Linked DNA regions of Mus musculus: region 1 is linked to region 2. Evidence: chromatin loops called from intact Hi-C (ENCODE). Cell type or tissue: left cerebral cortex. All regions are shown on one strand. Each heading gives the region's core, and the rest is flanking DNA. Links, peaks and the distances in the headings are about the cores only. Region 1 holds the start of Fkbp1a (FK506 binding protein 1a). Region 2 holds the start of Snph (syntaphilin).

Region 1 (9,786 bases), core at 4,529-7,028, 90 kb before region 2:
AGACTCTGGAGGAATGCCAACACTGCGGTTTCTTTGTAAATAATGAGTCAGAACCAAGCAGTAAACAGTAGTAGCCAACTGTCACTGTGTATTACCGCTTCTGACTCAGGAAACAAGGCTTAAAGTTGAAGATTGTTCATACAATCTTGAAGTTCCCTATAAAAGTCAAGTTGAGGAGGATTTCAAAACACATCTACCAAAATAGAGGCTACTACGTGACCACCCAACTCTGGTTCCCTCTCCTTGCTGGGCACACCTCCCAGCCTCCCTTGCAGTTGAACACGGCTGGGTGGCTAATGGAAGAACTGGTATCATTCCAGGCCTGGCCAGGAAAAACTTAAGCTACCTTTCTTTTTGTCCTCAAACCCAGATCACAACAGAATGTTCATGGCAGCCACATGCTAAAGACTACAAACTCAAAGGCAGCCTAGAAACTTGACTAGTCACATACAGTGTAGTACCCACCTGCCATAAAGGAGCACCTTGGCTCCGAGGGTTCTAAGACAGAAAAATAAACCTGTGTTCAAGTAGTCACACAATGGGTATACTTCTTAAGTGTGCTCAGCCCACTGGACTGTTATTCTAGACATTCAGCTATGGAGTCGTAAAATATGGATGATGTCCTTTCTTCTGCTTCTCTGCCAAACTTTCTGGGCATTACAGACCTTAATTCACAAACATTGGAGGGGAGCAATCCTGGAAAACAGGGACAGAGCCCTAAGAATGGGAAGTCTGAGCTTTTTGTTCCATTCTCCACTAAGAAGCTGGAGTGAAAATGACCCTGGACCATTGGAGGGTCTACTGACAATGGAGAGTGCCTACCTCAGGCTTGGGAACTTCCAGGAAGTCCATCATGTGCTGAGATGACATTCCACTCCAAGTCTACTAGATGCTAGGGACCAGGACTCACAGTGAACAGATGTCTTATTCCTACCACCTACATGGCTAGCGCCAGAGTATGAAACTTAGAGAAGTCAGTCTTGGGTCTTCTGTACAAAACCTCCTCCAGGAAGTAGAAATGATCTGTGACCTGTACACACGGAAACTTCAAGGATCCAACCTTTCCACAGACACTGGACTCTCAGGGAGAGAATGCCCTATTTTCATGAAGGGACTCTTGAGTTTTATGTCTCTCACAGACTCCCTGTGTTCACTGAGAAGATGGCTAAAGGACAAATGGAATCATGAGCAAGCAAAATGTGTTTTCAATATAACACTGCCTTCTAAGAAACTGTTAAGAATAACACAGCCTTGGGCTGGGGGTAGAGTTGTTAGTAGATTGCTTGCCTAGTATGCATGAGGCTCTGGATTCTATCCCCAGCACCATTACAGAAATTCCTGTAATCCCAGTGCTTGGAAGATGGAGGCAGGAGGATTATAATTTCAAGGTCATTCTTGGCTACATAGTGGGTAGACTTGTCTACAAGAAACCTGGCAAAGAACAAGAGTAACAGGCCCTTCTAGAATTGATTCCTTTTACCCTAAATCTGGAATCTGGATTAAGATTTTATGATTTGCATATACAAAACCTCTAAAACCCCAAATGCTGATTTGCAATGTTTTGGCGGGGATGGGGGAGGTGGGGGAGTGTTGCACATTTAGCTAAGCATTCTATCACTGAGATACTTCTCCAGCCCTTGTTGCACTTCTTGCCCAGCTGCCTCTCTTCTTGCTGGAGCTTGAAGACCTCAGTGACCTTCCAGGCAGTTGAGTTTCTTATCTTGTTTCTTGGTCACAGTGCTTTGTAACTTGGGACCATGAGTCCCCCATTTGTGACCACAGTAATCACAATTTCCAGTATAGTCTCCGAGCTCTTGGGTAGTAAAGCTTTTTCTTCAGCCCTATAAGCCCTTGAGAAATATAACTCAGAGCTACACAGAACCAAAATTTTCTGATATTTAAAGAGCCAAGGGGAATAGCAGATCAGAACATTCTCTGTTAGTATAAGCCCAGGAGACTCCAACACTTGACTCTCATAGGTGTACAGAATTAGAGAATCAAGAGCATGCATGGGGAAATGTGATGGTTGTTTTTTCTCTATTCAACACAGCTAGCATTACTTGGGAAGAAGAAACTACAACTGAGAAAACGTGGGAGGGATCAGCCCAATATAGGCAGTGCCATCCCCAGGTAGGTGGTACCGGGTTGTGTAACAAAGCAAGCTGAACAATCCATGGAGAGAAAGCCAGTAAGCAGCGTTTCTCCATGGCCTTGGCTTCCAGGTTTTTGCCTAGAGTCCCTGCTCTGACACTTCCTTCAGTAGTAGCCAACTGTCACTGTGTCATGCCTTTGACACGTGGACTGTTAAGATGAAATAAACTCTTTCCTCTCCAAGTTGCTTTTGGTCACAGTATTTTTTCACAGCAATAGAATGCAAACCAGGACAGGGAGGTAAGTCTTTTCTGTTTTGCCAAATAGAGCTAGATCACACAGGACTTAGTAAGACCTCTGAGTTCTGCCTGGGGACAACAGAAAAGGGAAAACATGGCAGACATTTTTAGAAGTTATCTGAGAATGTCAGTTATAGAAGTTCGATGCTTTCCCTTTGGGAGCTGCAAGTGGAAATTACCTTTCCTGTGGAACTCATAGAACTTACTAGCATGCATCATTTTCACTTAGCCTCTGTCCTCTCCTCTGAATCAACCTCAGATCACTAAAATTTCAAGCGTCCTCATTTCAGGTGTTGGCAATTCCTCTATACTTGTGTGTTTTCCAAATGTGGTTCCCAGGCCAACAGGATTGCCGTGGTTTGGTGAACTTGAGTGTGAAATGTTCCTACTTTATATGCTTATTCCACAGCTGGGGGCAATATTGTGGAAGATATGGAGCTGAAAGATTCCATAGCTTACAGCTAACTGATAGTTCACTAGAAGTGGGCCTATAAAGATTACATACAGCCCCTGGTCCCTGCTTCATTCCCTGTTTCCTGGTCCATTGTAAGTAAACAGCCTCTGTCTGCTACATGCTCCTTTTTTTGCCATGGAGATAGAAATTCTCTGGTGCTGCAAGCCCAAATAAATCTTCTCTCTTCCTTCTTCTTTTTTTGTTTTGTTTTGAGGCAGGCTTTCTCTGTGCAGCCCTGGCTCTCCTGGAACTTGCTCTGTAGACTAGACTGGCACGGGCCTGCTTCTGCCTCTGGAGTCCTGGGATTAAAGGTGTACACCACCACCTGGCTCTGACCACAATATTTAGACACCCAAAACCAACTGATTTGAGTATTGCTTTTGAATGTTTAGAACTACAGATTGTCTGGCCACACGTCACACTAGCACAGGATTCTGGGGGTTCTAACAGATGATTCTGGGGCATGTTACAGCAGTTCCCTGTAGTCATTACCTATACCTTCAAGCAGCTGAAAGACCAGCAAGGGTGGCCTTCAAGGTCAAGATCTATGAGTTGGGATATTATATAAGCCAAGAATCTATTAGCTGTAAGTAGCAGAAAGTCCAATTCAAACTAGCAAAAGGAGAGCTTTCTCAGAATGAAATGAAGGATCATCTAGATTTAGATACTGTGAAATATAGTTGAAACTCTTTTATATTTATTGTGTGAGTACATATGTACGTGCAAATTTGTGTGTATGCCTATGTGTGGAGGTTGTGTTAATCCAAAAGATGGGAGGAGAATTAAAGCAGGCTTTTTTGTTTGTTTATAAAGGCTGCCTCTCCCCAAGGCAGAGTTTGAGATTGGATGTGAGGAAAAATAAGGCTTTCATAGCTCAGGGGTAGGGAATTTCCAGATGGGGGATTTGATGGGCAAAATATGTGGAGTTATAGGACCAGAGCAAACAAGTCAGCCCTCATGATCTCTTGAAACAAAGACATGGTTGCAAGATGGGAGTAACAAGGTAGTCATAGTCATAACAAGGTGGTCATATAATCTTTTGAAACAAGATGGTTATAAACAATTCTTTGAAACAAAGACATGACTGCCATTCCTGGAACAGGCAGTACTGAACTATTTGTAGTTAAGATTACAGGTGAGTCATAGCCCAATCCTTGAAAAACAGAAGTTTAATCATAAATAGGAATGGACCTCCTTTGTCTTTATGATAAGATGGCTTTTAAGCCTAAGATGGTTGCAGGCTGGATCTTCATTCCCTGCTTGTCTTCTGTGTCCCTGTGAAATCTTTGGTAAGGTCTTAGCATTCTTTATCTGGGTGAAAACAAAATTTGGAGCATATCAAATGATGAAATCATAAATTATACCTGTTTGGTTAGCATAGATAAAACCAATATTTTAAGGCCACATAATCTTGGTATGCCAATAAGTTCTTTAAGTACTTATTTTGTCTCCTTTGCCAGGGAGTTAGTTCCATTAGACCTAATATTCCGACCCTTTGTTGAGAACAAGAGATGTATTCTCCTCTAAACCTACTTCCTGCAAAAATTAGGATGCCACTGTTAGAGCCCAGTAAGGCTGGGGTATTACCCAAAGGCCAGGGTGGGCTAGGGTAGTGAGGTATTCATCCGAAGCTGGTTTGCTGACCCAGATGAAGAGACAGGAAGTATCACATCGACTAGACTGATTTATATCAACTTTCAGCAAGTCCAGGACTTTTTGGTTTTGTTTGTGGAGCTGTTGTGGTGTAGATCGCCTCTGGAGCAGTTTATAGTCCCTAGATTGGGATCTGACAGAACCAGAAACCAGATGTCACCAAAAAAAAAAACATTAAAAGTTTCTATGACTTACCAGAGGATGCCTCCATAAAATAAATACATATGTTTTTAAGGTGTTGGTGGGTTGGTTTTTGATCCTGCTGTCCAACAAACTGGAGGTGTGTGCTTTCTCCAAGGTGTGCACCCCTAAGGTACAATTCCTCAGTCCCAGAGGGCCAGAGGGCAGGATCCAGCTTCTGAATTTCTGAATTCAGCCTAAGATGGAGGCAGATTGGTTCAGCTGGACACGTGGTCTTTGGGAACGTGGTCTCTATGGTCTCTGTCTACCTCTTTTAATACAAGGTTTCTCACTGGCCTGGAGCTCACTGAATAGGCTAGACTGACTGTGTTCCTATCCTCAGCACTGGGGTTACAGGTCTGCACCAGCAACCCTGGCAGTTTTATTTTATGTGAATGAGTGTTCTGTCTATGTATCCATCTGTACACCGAGTATATGATTCCCTGGAACTGGAGGTAACAGATAGTTGTGAACTGCCGTGTGGGTGTGGGAATTGAACTCAGGAAGAGCAGCCAGTGCTTTTAACACCCGAGCCATCTTTCCAGCCCATTAAGTTTTTATTCTTTAAAGTACTGAAGGTATTCAAGCAAAACTCACAAGAGCCCCATACATACATATATGACTTTTTTCTTTTTGTTTGTTTGAGACAGGGGTTATCTTCCCTTGCTGCTCTGGAACTCGCTCTGTAGACTACACCAGGGCTGGGATTAAAGTCGTGCGCCACCACTCCCCTCTCTATTTCCATATATTTAATATATACGTATTCGTGGAAGAGTGGGCTTTCACGCAGGCTAGTGTTAATACTGACTCTTCCAAGAAGGAGCTCGGAACCTAGGGCCACTTACAGACGTTTCCTTGGTTCCACAGGTACAAGGCCTACTCACAGCTATCGTCCTTACAGGGCAATTAGTTAGGTGTGCGCAAGTAAAGCATCTCTGAGTGAGCTCGTCAGTAGCTGGTGGGCCCGTTATTACTGCGGCGTCTCCGAGGCGGAGAAACGCAGAGGAAAACCGGGAGTAGCCAACAGGACGCGCCTTCCGCCGCAGCTGCATCCGGGGGTCTGTGGCCTCCGGACTTCCGGTCCCTCCGCCTAGCTGCCCCGCTTCAGGGATGTGAGCGCCTCGCGCAAATAGGGCGGGGCGTGCCGTGCGGTGCGGTGCGCGTGCGCAGGAGCCACGAGAGGGACGAAGCCGAACCTCTGAACCGCCGCCAGGTCCGCTCCGGCTCCACGCCGCCCGTCGCGCCGCCACCCGCGTCCTTTTCCTCCTCCTCCGCCAACGCCGCCGCCGCCGCCGCCGCCATGGGAGTGCAGGTGGAGACCATCTCTCCTGGAGACGGTGAGTAGACACCCGCCGCCCGTTTCCCGGCCGCCGCTCGCAGCCACTCACCTGCAGTCTTGTCTCTCCTCAGGGCGCACCTTCCCAAAGCGCGGCCAGACCTGCGTGGTGCACTACACGGGTGAGTCGGACCGGCCGGGTGGGGCCGGGCGGGAGGGGCGGCGGCTGGGGAGTCGGGGCGTGGTGGCCGCGTGGCCGGCGGCCGAGGCCTGGGCGGTGGCCATGCCCCGAGGGACAGGCTGGGCCCGCCGCGCCGAACGGGACATGGGGTTGGCGCAGTCTCGTCCGCCCTGAACGGTGTGCGGCCCCGGATGCCGCAGGGAGCCTACTGTCCAACCGTAGAAACTGAGGCTGGGGCGAACTCATCGCCTGGCGGAGGTCACACGCTCCCGGCCAGGGACCCTTCGGGAAGATTTGAACCGTTTCTGAACCCCGATGGCTTGATGCCTTCTTCGTGCGTCGGGATTCTTCCTTCAGTAGATAGAAGGGGAGAAAATTCCTAGTCTGCCCAGCCACCCTTTCCCAGGGAAACCCTTGAATTCACCTTTCTGGGGCGGGTGGGAAACGACCCACTTGCGAAGTCATTATTGTGGCTTCACGTGCCCTCTCAGAAATAGATAATGCAATGTCTATTTCTCTTTGACCCACTTGCAAATCTCAGCCTCCATGGCAGTGATTTCCAGACCAAAGGATGTATACCATAACATTTTCCTTTCCCCTTTCTGGGAGTAGAGACTTTCTCACCCCCATTTTTAAAGATAAAGGAAACTGGGGGGTCGTGAATGCAGTGCACAGTAACTAAGTCAAAGGAGATTTTAAAGACGCGCATACTCAGCCAGAATTGAAGCATCAAGACTGCTGGCCCTGGGACCATTTTTTACTCCATGCCCTTACAAGGTCTTCCTGGGTTGGGGAGGGGGAGGGGGAGCTGACTGTGCCTTCATAGCTAGGCAGAGTGGTGTAGCCACAGCTGATATGAATCGGCTTCCCTCCCCCTCCTTCCCTTTCCCACCCTTTCCTTTGTCCCCCTCCCCATCCTTCCTCTGTTTCGTCTGCTTCTCCCTGCTCCCCTCCACTGTCACCACCCCCACCTTTTTTTTTTTTTCCTGCCTGATCTGGCCAAGCTGTTCTGGCTCAAGTTGCCTTTCTCTCCCTAATCAGGGGAGGATCCCGATCTTGAGGGAAATGACTTACAGGGAAGGGAAGACAAGACAGCCCGCTCACATCCTCCTCTCTGTGCCCCCTTACTTCTATGACTTCTTGAGTAGAGAAGCGGGCAGGAGATGGCAGAAGTTAAGGACTAGGACCTTTAAAAAGCTGCCAATGGAAGGAATATTGAAATACATCTTGGCAAGAACAGACTCTTCTCATGGACCAAATCGCAGTAGCTGTTGTGGTAAGACCAATCAGCACCTTAGTTTGGGAGGGCTAATAGAGGAACAGTCATCCGTTTAGTCACCTCTGAAAGCAAGTTGAAAAAGGATGCTGTTGCTTTTTAAAAAACAAACATGTGTTTAAGGCAGTTTTAATAGAGTTCCTCATTTGTGACCCCCCCCCCACTGTGAGATTATTTTCGTTGCTGGTTCATAACTAACTAATTTTGCTATTGTTATGGATCATAGTGTAAATATCTGTTTTCAGTGGTCTTAGGCAACCCTTGTGAAAGGGTCTTTGGACCCCCGATGGAGTTGCAACCCACAGGTTGAGAATGTGGGCACGTGGGCAGTTCCCTGCCTTCCTACAGCCCTCTTTAGCTTGGTTTGTGGCAGCCCTACCACAGTGCCTGGTTATATCTGTGTACGTCCCAGGCTGCCCATCATCCTTGCCTGCCTATGCTTCACTGCTGCTGAAAGCCAGGTACCGGCGTGTAGGCAGAAACAGTTTACTATGCTTCGTGGTGAACTGTTCCTATAAAGTGTCTGGAGCCTTTTCCTTAAAAAAATAAAAAATAAAAAAATCACCCCCCCTCCCAAACCAGATGACTATGGGACCCAGAACTCCTAATGCCTCTTCAAGTCTGTTCTCCATGCAGGCAGTGCCCACCCACACGTTCCCAGAATGACAGCAGGACCCTGGCACACAGTAGAACAAAAGCTTTCTTTTTTATTTCATTTTGATAAACTCCACAAAGACGCCTTAGTGAGAAGCCAGCTGTGCCTCACGATCACAGAATAGGCTGTTGTGAGGGCGGGTGGCTTTGTTCCCCAGTCTTTGCCACCAGCCTCCCAGGAAGAACCTGTTTGAGACCTGTGGGGGCGTGAGAGAAGGGGGTAGATTAGCTATGAGATCATGTCCGCAGCATTAAGGCTTTTGAGTTGCTGGGAATAGACTTATCTCAGAGCGATTGTGATGAGAGGAGAACATTGTGCCAGAGACTAGAGGAAGAGGGTCTTCAAAGATGGGGAGCCAGTGGAGTCCCAGGAAGGGAGGAGAGAGCTCCTATCTCTTATCTCTGGCTTTCTCTCTGCTTGCCTCATTTTTCTATGCTGAGATCTATGCTTCTGGCTGGTGGGTGGGGGAAGGCTTCATGTCCGTGCTCAGTGTTTCTGTTCCCTTTGAATGTCTGGCTCAGGTTGTTTGCCTGAGTGACAGAGGAAGGATATGAATGACTGAGGCTTGAGTTGGGTTAATAATTCTTGGTCATGTGAGTTTTAGCCAAGTGTCCATTTCTGCTATTTAGACTGGGTCCAGAGAAACAGCAAAGGAAGTAAGGTGACCAGCCCCTCAGCCCCGCACCCTGCATGCCAGGGATGAACCCCAGGACCTTACAGGTACTAGCCAAACGTTTCAACTCTGAGCTCCATCTCCAAGCCTCAACTTCAAGGGTGTTTTAGATGCCAATAATGACTGACTTTGTGCCACTGCTAAGCCTTTCTCTGGAGTTTTCTGTGACCTCTGCCAGAACCCAGCGTAAGTGCAGGCTTGAAGAAGACCTCTGAGTGCCACTGAGAATATCTAGTGATTTTCTGAGGGGTGTGACAAGCCTTGCCTGAGGCCTGAGGGAGGAGATAGGTCAGTAAACCATACAATAAATCCTCAAAGGCTGCCTCCTGGTTGCTGTGCCGCTTATCCTAGTGCATATCCCTTTTCACAAGGCCACAGCAGGCCACATGCTTGCCACTGTCAGAGCAGTCTCAAGTGGACTGAAGGAATTCTTTTTTTTTTTTTTTTTCCTCTTAAAATATAGCTAGACATCTTGTCCTTGGGATTGTGCTTAAGTCTTACATAGCCTCTTGGTGTCTGATGGAGAAGCTAAGAGTCCCTTGGCATCATCTCCAGTCTGCCTAGGGCAGTCAAAGCTCCCAGGCCAGGGCTGGCCCATGACTTTGAATTTTTCTTTAGTTTTCGTCCCTCTTCTCTGCTGTTCCTTAGTTGGTGACCTGATGTCTGGAGGGAAGCTCATATTTAAGAAATGCCTCAGGTGGTATTTTTTCTAGTGTGTAGTGTCTGTCACAAAATAGGCTGAGCTGTATGGGTAGTTGTGACAATGTTTTGTTGTTGTTGTTGTTGTTGTTGTTGTTTGGGGTTTTTGTTTGTTTTCTCCTTTGTACAGCAACAAACCAGGCACAAGTGGCTAGTAAACTGACTAGAGGAAGACCTGATCTAGTAGGGTTTAGCTCAAGAGGGGGACCAGCTTGACAGTGCGACATGTCAGATAGTGAGAGGCACAATAGAGAGAGTAAAGCAGAGAGGGATGGGGAAGGAGGAGTTTACTTTTAATGGAGACCGTTGGAAAAGTCCTGATAAGTGTCACCCACCTCCAGCAGCATGC
Region 2 (9,786 bases), core at 4,345-6,844:
CTAATGCTCTCTTCTGGCTTCTGTGGACACCAGGCATGCACCACAGTGCAGACACACATGCAGACAAAATAGCCATACAAAAATAAAATAATTATAAAATGTACTTTCTTCACCATCACCATCACCACTCCATCACCATCATCATCATCTGTGGTGCTAAAGAAGGATTCCATGGATTTGTGCACAGTGGGCAAGTGCTCCACTCTGAGCTACGTCTCCAGGCTACAGTGAGGTTTTTAAAAAGCAAAACATACTCGGGTTGAGCGGTATCTTTCTGGTACTAGAGCCTGGGATCAGAGGATCTTCTCTTACAATATGATAGTAAACAGAACGCTGAGTATCATCTGAAATGTCCTTATCTGGCAAAATAAAAAGCTGGCCAAGCTAGGCTAGACTCCCAAAGGTGCAGACTTTTGTGAACACAAGTCTACGTAGCCAGCCTGTCCCCGTATGACAGCAGGCTCCTCCTGACCCAAACCCAAACACACAGGAACCCATCTATCTATATCTGGAGCATTCTATCTTTCAAGAGGTGGCTTTGAATGGAGCCATTCCCCAACATTATCCCTCAAGCAAATCCACAGAGCATTTGTTCCTGCCTCTTGTTACATTATCTGAGTCTTCCTCAAGTTACAGGTACCTGGTCCCTATCCACCCCACCTCCCCCCATCCCTGCCCCAAAGTGGTCACAGGAGAAAACAGTTGTGAAGTCCTTAGCTCATCAGAGCTTGAAGGGCCCTTGTCCATCTTCACCTCTGACTGCTTCTCTCTCTCTCTCTCTCTCTCTCTCTCTCTCTCTGTGTGTGTGTGTGTGTGTGTGTGTGTGTGTGTGTATGTGTGTGTGTATGTGTGTGTGTGTGTGTGAATGACAGGCTTTCTCTGTGTTTACCAGGCTGGCCTTGAACCCAGAGATCCCCCTGCCACTGCCTCAAGTGCTGGGATTAAAAGCATGCACCACCATTGCCTGGCTAACCTCTGACTCTTACTCTGCAGGTATGGAGAAATAAGAGGTCTGACCTCAGGCCTGGCATCGGATGGCCAGCAGGGTATAGGCAGGGTCTCAGCTATTTAGATTCCTAAAGCTGGCTCTTTCCACTGTATCAGGCTGCCTCCTAGACACTTCTTTAGGGTTGGCTCAGCATCTCAATTCAGAGGACAGTGCTGGGCATGTGACAAACACTTCATAAATATCCCATCCATTAAGAGATGTAGAGCAGCCTGGGAACACAGACTTCCCTCTGCAAGGACTCTTGGCTCAGTGTCACCAGCACCGAGCACCAGCTGCCCACCCCTAGGGCCTGGGTGGCCTAGACACAGAAAGAGCCCACATGACTCAGAAATGTGTGTTCTTATTGGATGGTTCTGGCCCCTGCCCTTTTGAGAAATCTTGAACAATGACTCAACTTCTCAAGGTAAGTGGTTCTTCCTCATGTACGAGACACTGAGAACTGTCTGAAGGGAAGGCTTTGAGTCTTCCGATAGTCACAGACACTACATAGAGTGTCTTCCAGGTACACATGACAGACTGTAACAACAGAAAAGTCACACTTCTTCCAAGTGTGGTGGCATGCACCTATAATCCCAGAATGTAGGAGGGAGAAGCAAGATGGTTCTGAGCTCGAGGCCAGCTTGAGACCCTATCTCACAAAAACAAAACCAAACTTAGCAGATCCTGCTTCTAGAAGCCTCTAAGGACAGGAAAGAGTCTGATCCACTTGGGACAACTGTATAATTCAACTGAACATGGTTACAGAGTGATTGTAGGTGGTCCTTCAGACTCTTGCTACCTTCTAGCTGCTGGGGAAGAGAACGCACAGGCCTCTAACACTGCTGAGACCAGAAAGAATCTTACTATCATTAACTTAACATAGGATTTAAAGATGCTAATGACATCAGTTTTCTAGGTCTTCTTGATTCTCCTTCTCTTTCTCTGCCCCCAGATTATAATGTTTATCAGTATCCCTCCTAGACATCTTTTCATACCTGCATACTGGGCTTCCTGAAACGCAGGATTGGCTCTAGCTCTTTCCCATAACCATGCACTTGGCCCAGAGCCTAGCTAATGAATGATAACAAACACTGAGCCCTGTTCAAAAGGACCGAGAATCCCTCTACCCTGTGCTGGAATAGGGTCACATTTAGACTCAGAGCCAAACAGCACATTCAGTCTGTTTGAGCGGTGGGGACACTGTCTCTCAGAGGGAGACTGGCTTACCCAAGGTGACCCAGTCTAAGGGAGGGCTCAAACTAAAAACAGTTCCTTGACTCCCAAGCCGATGTGTCCTCAGCTCCATACTTGCCAGGTTCTATATTATTTTAGTTGTCCAGTGCTGGGCAACACTCTCAGCCTCTCTGCCTGGCATCCTCACTGCAAAACGGGTAAAATGATGTATGGAGCCTACACATTAGGATGGTCTGAGCAGTAAATAATTGAAACCATGTTGGGCTATTGCACAGGGAGCACCTAGAAGGCACATTTGTCATGGCTGTCACTCAGACCCAGCCGTTCTCCTTGAGAAAGGGGAACCCTCCATCCGTCAGCTACACAGAGCTCACGGCAAATGCTCTGCAGCCCTGACTCACACACTCCTCTCAGTTCAGCCCAGCACGTCCTTTGCAGCAGTCATCCTGGGGAGATGCCTGATCTGCCCTCATGATCGATCCTTCACAGCTTTCCTGGCTCTGAACTCCATGCCTGTGTGCAAGGGCACACACACACACGCATGCCACACACGCATGCCACACACATGCTATAGCAGGGGGTAGGTGGGAGGTGGCAGGATATGTGAAAGAGACAAGGCTTCCGAGCCACATAGACCACCACTTCTTCCTGGGCATCCCTAGGCATGTCCTGTATCTCTCCAAGCTCCTGTTTCTTCCCTTTCTAGCAGAGACAATAAGGATCCCCTACAGCGCTCTGGCATTCCATAACTGATATTAGGAATAATAGATAGTCATCCTTTTTTTTTTAAAGTCCTCTTAATGGAATTTCAGAACCAGGAGCTCAGGGATCGTCTAGTCCACTCTTCTCAGTATACAGATGGAGATGAACAATTGCTAAAAAAAATCAAGTCCAAGGTCACACAGTGAGGTGGCACTTGGACGGAGTCTGGGACCTTGGTCTTCTAACCTTCTACTGCTTTCTGTATTAGCCTGGTTAGCTCTCCTGTGCAGCTTCCCTCCCTCACACAGTGATGGTTGGAATCACTCTTCCCAATTCTCTCTAATCACGAGTATATTGCATGAATAATTACTAGTAATCTCAATATATACTAATCTGAATATTATTAATCTCCATATAATGGCAACCCACACCGGTGCACCATCTGACCTTTGAAAGCCAACTCACCACAGGTTTTTTGTTTTTTGTTTTTTGTTTTTTGTTTTCCCAACATAGCTTGTTTGGAGGTATCATTTTCTCAAATGTATTTAACTCAACACTTATTAAGCACCTACTTTATGCCTTGTCATGGGCCAGAGGCTGGAGACAGAGAAGCAAAGACTGGGCCTCTGCCAGAGGGAGCTCACAGTCCAGCAGGGATTTAGGACAGAAGGGATGGGAGGGGGCATCCCACTCTTTTGACCTAACTGGTGCTGCGGCAAAAACTCCACCCCACGCTGTTGGGAGCCTCCTTTATGTTGCTGGAATAAACTAGAGCTAGACAGGATGGCTGGTCAGTCGGCTGAAAATGACAAGAAGGAAGGAAACAGAGAATAGGAAATGTGGGCCCCAGAACTTGACTCTCTTGCTTCGGTCTCAGAAGAGATTGTGCAGGGAAGGCAAAGATTGAGATCTGTGATCCTGGCTCCTGCTCTCTGCCAGCACTCAAGACTCATGTGCTTCTGTTCCCATGGGATGCCACCTATGGATGACAGGGTCTTCCAAGCTCATGGCTGGATTATACATGACTGCAGGCAACTGTCATTTGCTAGAACTGTCTTAGCTCTTGCGACGGAAATGTTCTCATCTTCTGGTTGCTCTGGAAGAGTCTGGTGGGGCAAACATGAACTCCTCTCTCTCCTAATTTGCCTTCAAATTCTGAATCCTTGAAAACCTACTGTGTGTGTCAAGCCGTTATCTCAAGAGCTTTCATATGAATCTCATCTCACCCTTAGAACTCTGAGGCCGGTACCATCTCCCAGGTTCACAAATGAGGGAAGGTAAGTAACTTGTCAGGGCAGGGATATTACCATAGAATCCTCTGATGCTTCCAGTGTTGTGAGACCCAGAAGGTCAACATTCCACTCAGGAAGTCCAGAGTCAAAAGAGAATGGCCAAGGGGACCTCAATTATTTCAAGGTCCGAACCTTAAATGGTTTTAATGGACAAGTCTCCAGAGTTATTGAAGCCACACTCAAGTGATATATTAAAATTGTACGGATCATCTAGCCCAGCCTCTGCACTGAACAGACAAGCAAACAGACACCCACACCCCAGAAAATAGTAAGATGGCTACTTGGAGCCAACCAGCAAGTTAAGGCCCAGAACCTCAGCCTATCTCACTTCCTTACACCCCTTGACTTGCAGAGACCAGCATTTTCTGGGAAACTCCTCCAGCCCACCCAAGTACCCCCAGGTGGGCAGAGAAGGCCAAGGCAACAAGCAGCATGTGACCAGCCTCGCCACCCCTGCAGCGTTGAAGCAAGGGAATGTGGGGAGTTTAGAGGCTGGCAGGTGTTGCAAGCCGTCTGGCTCCCTGCTAGGGAGTGGAAAGAGAAAACAACAGATACCCTGGAAGCTCCAGGGAGACTGAGGCAAATTTCTCACTCTAGGGATCATGGGAAATTCTGCCAGATCTACTGTAAGGCTCTGATGTTTATCAGTGGGCAAGATAGGAAGGCAGTCACAGGCACTTGACCTTGTGGTGGGTGTGCTGTGCGGTTCCAAAGAGAAGCTCACATGTTTGCAGAATGCCAGAAGAGAAAAACAAACAAGAAGGGCGAGGGGTTAGTTCCCTAAAACCCATCTACTAGATGTCAAAGACCTTGGGCGTCTTCCCTACTGAAAACAGCATCCTCTAATTAATTAGTAAATTTCACGCTAGGGAGAGGGGTGCTTACGAGGATGTGGGGGAATGGAGGGAGGCTAGGGATGAGTCACGTTAATCCCCTCCTCGCCTGGTACCTCTGCGGGATCGCGCCACCGCAAGCGGTCTCAAACTGACCCTGGCGGCCGCGGAGCCACGGAGGCCCCCTCCCGCTCCGCCGTGGCCTCCTCACCTGGGTCCACTCGCCCTCCGCAGTCCGGCCGGCTCGCACGACTCCCGCGCCGCTTGGCGCAGCGCCTCTGCAGTCGCTGCAGCAGCCGCCTGGCGGTGATCAGCAACCTGCGGCGGTGGGGAAGAGAGAGACAGAGGCGGGTGAGCGCCGGTGGCCGCAGCCCGCAAGCTCGGAGGACACGCTGCCCGCCGCGGGCTAGGGCAGCTCCTGTGCTTGGCCGGCGCCCCGCACCCCCGCAGTTGCACTCCTGGGTGCGGCGGGTGAGGCTGGGCGGTGGGCCCGGAGGTCCCCGGGGTCCTTGTCATCACCTGCGAAGGCTTCCATGGTTTGGGCTGCCCCCAGGAGGGCAGCCGGATTGCTCTCCCGAGCCCCAGCTGAAGGTGGCTAGCGGGTGCTTGCTGGGGCTGGGGCTGCGGGGAGGGAGAGGTGGAGGGCGGGGAAGGAGAGGTGGATGGAGGGGGATGAGCCAGTCGGCAGCTCGCCGGCAGCTGCGTAAGCCTCCCGTCTTCACTTTCCTTCTTAAAGAGATAGTTGGTTTCGCTCTGAGAGCCCTGGAGCCAAGACATCAACAAGCATGCATGGGGTCCTTTATTACCTCCAACTAGCTGTTGCTCAGAGGTGGGGGATGGGAAGGACTTCAAAGGGTATCTATCCCTTCAGCTTCTGGGCCTCAGTATCTCACCCCTTGGCACACATTAAGTAGTAGTATTATCTGGACGCCTTTAGAAACATTTTTGACCCCCTAAACCAATTTGTGAATGTCAGGAGTTATTTAATGCGAACAGCTCTTGCCTTAAAAAAAAAAAAAAAATCTTAAAATCCCGAAGGTATTTAAGAAATGTTATCCTTTGCAGTATTAAAACAGTAAGCTGGAAAGTTGGGCAATAAAAAGCGAATTAATCCTTATTGTGGGTTTGTCTCCTGCCTTTTACCTGACATCAAAGGGCTCAAGGGACCACAAAGTCCAGGAAGCTGGATTTCTAGCGCTCCCATTTCTGGCCGCCATAAGTTAACTTGCTGGCCTGGTTTCTTGCCTGCCCCACTGGGTGCAGTAGGAAGGGGCTCCCTTCTTGAAGCAGCCCTTTCTGGTCAGCTGGGCCTTTGCTCACTACCTTCTGGGAAGTTTTCACCTTGCTGTCTTGCTCTTATTCTAGCTCAACTCGCTGGTGTCCTCTCACATGACTTTGCCCGCCACTCATTTTGCTCTTTTGCTCTTAAATTCTTCCTTGCTGGGCCTCTACCCCCAGCTTTTATTTGCTAGTTCATGGGTTTGGAACAACCGAGACGTCCAGTTTGCTCCTTGGACTCCTCAAAGTCTCTGCTCAGACACTGCTATCTCAGGGAGGTCATCTGCCATTGTCAACTTGACTGAATTTACAGTCGACTCGGAAACATATGTTTGAATATGTCTGTGAGGGTGTTTGCAAAGAGATTTCCCTAAGGAAAGAAGAAAGGCCCACTTTGGACGTGAGCTAGGGCCCGGACTGGATAGGGTGAAAAGAGAAAACTCATTGCGTAGGAACATTCATCGCTTTGCTTCCTGACTGAGGACACAACGCGACCATAAGCTTTCTGCCATGTCTCCTCTGACATGATAAACTATATTTCCCTCAAACTACAGCCAAAATAGTCCTTCCCTTTTAAAGTTTCCTTCTGTCAGAGATTTGGTCAAGGTCCTGAGAAAAGTAATAGACCTTTTCCAGTCAACCTACAGAGCGCACCGACCTCCTCTTCCTTCAGTCGCTTGTTCTTGCTGTATGTACACATAAACGTGTGTTTGTGTGGGTGTAGGTGTGTACCCCGGAGCTTGTATGTGTGTGGGTGTGTGTGCACACCAGAGGTTGTGTGGATGGGTGGGTATATGTATGTACACCAGAGGTCCTTTTTAAAACCACTCACCACTTTCGTTTTTGAGACAAGGTCTCTCAATGAGCCTGGCTGGAGCTCACTCCCTGATTCACTACACTAGTGTGGCCCTGCCTGGCTTCTTTACCTGGCTGTTTAGATTCCCATGCTCACTGGAAGGCACTGGAGTGGCTGAGCCACCTCCCCAGCAATGCCCTCCCTCATGCATTTATGTCTGAGTTTTGCTGTTTTAATTATCTGTAACTGAAAAAAGACAGTTAGTTACTACCTGTGATAATCTACATCACCTCCCTTAGAATGTACACATTGTGAGGGAAAGAACATTTTCCTCTTGCTATATCTTTAGTGCCTAGGACTGAAGCTAGCACATGGAAGATGATCAATAAATGCTGGCCTGGACTGAACTTGGTGCCTCTACTCTCTACCCATGCTGAGTTTTCCAACAGAATTAGCAAAGCAACTTCATTAATTTACATTAAGTCTCTGCACTATTGGCCTGCTATTTCAAAAGTAGCTTTGTAAATATTCATAATACCTACCCAAAAAAGCATTATTTTAATTTTTTCTATTTCTTATAAGTCAAATCTTTTTCTATAGTGCATTTTTATTAAATCTACCAGGGTTTCTTTCTTTCTTTTCTATTTTTTAAAGTAGTAAATGGCTATGGGGGGGGGCATTTGTTACACCTTCTCTCTATTAAATCTCCAGTTAAATTTAATTCTCTTGCCTAAAGGCCATCATTATATTATATACACTATGCAGAAATATAAAAAGAGCAGTGGTAGCAAGAACAGTACACTGGAATTGAAAAGGTCATGGGAGATTAAAAAAAAAAAAAAGACAGGACAAACAATAACAACAAAAACCCCCTAATACTACACCAGAGAACTAGTGATGGCATGCTTTATCTGCCTTAATTAAACAAGTAACGTCTTCTTACTTAAACAATACCATGTAATCACTGCATGTTTATGGGGAGAGAATTTCTAAGACTGTGATCTATCTCCATATCGTCTTCCTGGTTTTTTTTTTCCCCTGGTTATTTAAAAGACTACATTTCCCAGAAGTCTCCACTAACAATGTCCCCAAAGCAAGAGAGCTCTTCCACCCACACTACTCCCATCTGGAATGGTGTCAGTCAGTAAAGAATTCTCCTGAGCCTCAGAAAGCAGGTGATTGAGAAGAGAATCAGTGTTTAGGAATAAGGGAAATTGCAACAAATGAGGGTCACAAACATAAAACAAGATAAAATTATTCCAAAGAAATCAGTAATTTTATTTTGCACTAATTAGGAAACATTACATTTAGATTTTTTTTTTTTCAGTTTCAAAACCAGTTTTTATTCCAGTTCTGGGCAAGCACCTTGCTCTCACTGAATGCAGCAAGAAAATTTGAACAAAATACATACACGTGGGAGCTATGTGAGCATTCTTAAGGGAAACCATAAACAGGGCTAACTAAAGAAGGCCGTCAAGGTTTAAGTCACTGGGATGGCAGAACTTAGCTTTTTGGTTTTTTTCCCCTTGGATCTCTTCCAGCCTGGGCTTCAGCCAGCAAACTCTGAAACTGGGAACCAGCACGAGAAATCTTCCAAACAACCCTTTCCGCTCTGCCTCGAGATCCAGGAGAGGAGGCATCTGATGCTCAGTATGTGTGGGGGAATCATTTTTCTTTTCAGATCCTTCTCCATTTTCTCACAGTTCCGTTCTCAGGCAACGCTGCAGTGGCTGTTGGAACAGCAGGAAATGGCAGGTGGAAGAGGAGTTACTCCATCGGAGTAGGTGTGGTCCTGAAGGAGGCGAACACCTGCTGGCTTTTGCCCCTTGATGGTCCCACCCTTAGCTCCAGGTACATGTGTGGGAAGCTGGCAGCAGGGCAGAATAGAGCAACACAGCTCTCAGCTGTAGCTTTCTGATGAATCCTTAATAATGACCATGATATATGCAATACTTTTCTGCACTAATAAGCACCAAACCAAGAAAACAATCTTAAAAGGGAAGAGGAAAAGATATATTAATTCTATAGGAATGTTTTGCATAATTGGGATTTCTCGTCATAAACAATAGAGGGTAAAAGAAAGCAGAACAAACTTAATAAATGGGTAAAAGAGTTGTCAACCAGATTGTAACATTTCTCAAGAGTGAAAGTAAAACAAGGACATTCTGAAAGAAAGGGAAGCTAAGAGCATCATTGAAAGCCTTGCTTGGGGCTGATCCAAGGCCCCAGGCACATATGTAGCAGAGGACTGCCTGCCTTGTCTGGCCCCAGTGGGAGACAATACACCTAATCCTGTAATACTTGATGCCCCAGAGAAGGGGGGTGTCTGGGGATGGGTCACCGTTTCAGAGGTGATGGGGAGGGGCAATGGGGTAAAGAACTCTGGGAGGGGAGGACTGGGGGGGGGCACATTTGGGATGTAAATAAATAAATATTTTTTTTAAAAAAAGGGAATAAAGACAAAAGGCACAGGAAGTCAGTATTCTGCTAGCAGCCTTCAGATGAAGATATAGAACTCTCAGCTCCTCCTGCACTATGGCGGCCTGGATGCTGCCACACTCCCACCTTGATGATAATGGAATGAACCTCTGAGCCTGTAAGCCAGCCCCAATTAAATGTTGTCCTTATAAGAGTTGTCTTGGTCGTGGTGTCTGTTCACATCAGTAAAACCCTAAGTAAGACACTTGCAGATAGGAAGATAGC

The links. Peaks named below come from ENCODE experiments on the same cell type or tissue, not always from the same donor. Only the 100,000 strongest peaks of a DNase experiment are listed, where the experiment ranks them.
Region 1: a loop joins it to region 2, with 5 times the contacts of the local background. A loop is called at or near these places in 1 of 42 quality-filtered maps.

Annotation. Positions count from the first base shown.
Region 1 is chr2:151,536,731-151,546,516 of GRCm38, forward strand. It overlaps Fkbp1a (FK506 binding protein 1a), which reads left to right and starts at 5,753. Exons shown (of 5, transcript NM_008019.3): 1 at 5,753-6,014; 2 at 6,088-6,135. The coding sequence starts at 5,978. Gm14167 (predicted gene 14167) reads right to left here and starts at 5,741. Exons shown (of 3, transcript NR_166213.1): 1 at 5,523-5,741; 2 at 4,693-4,874; 3 at 3,996-4,155. In left cerebral cortex, for the core only: a CTCF peak has its summit at 5,785; DNase peaks (open chromatin) are centred at 5,788 and 6,995; H3K4me3 peaks cover 2,181 bases; H3K27ac peaks cover 1,893 bases.
Region 2 is chr2:151,626,928-151,636,713 of GRCm38, forward strand. Snph (syntaphilin) reads right to left here and starts at 5,666. Exons shown (of 6, transcript NM_198214.3): 1 at 5,529-5,666; 2 at 5,221-5,327. Gm46786 (a long non-coding RNA gene) reads left to right here and starts at 7,952. Exons shown (of 3, transcript XR_001783621.2): 1 at 7,952-8,258; 2 at 8,625-8,934; 3 at 9,534-9,703. In left cerebral cortex, for the core only: a CTCF peak has its summit at 5,312; DNase peaks (open chromatin) are centred at 4,713, 5,382 and 5,711; H3K4me3 peaks cover 1,807 bases; H3K27ac peaks cover 1,692 bases.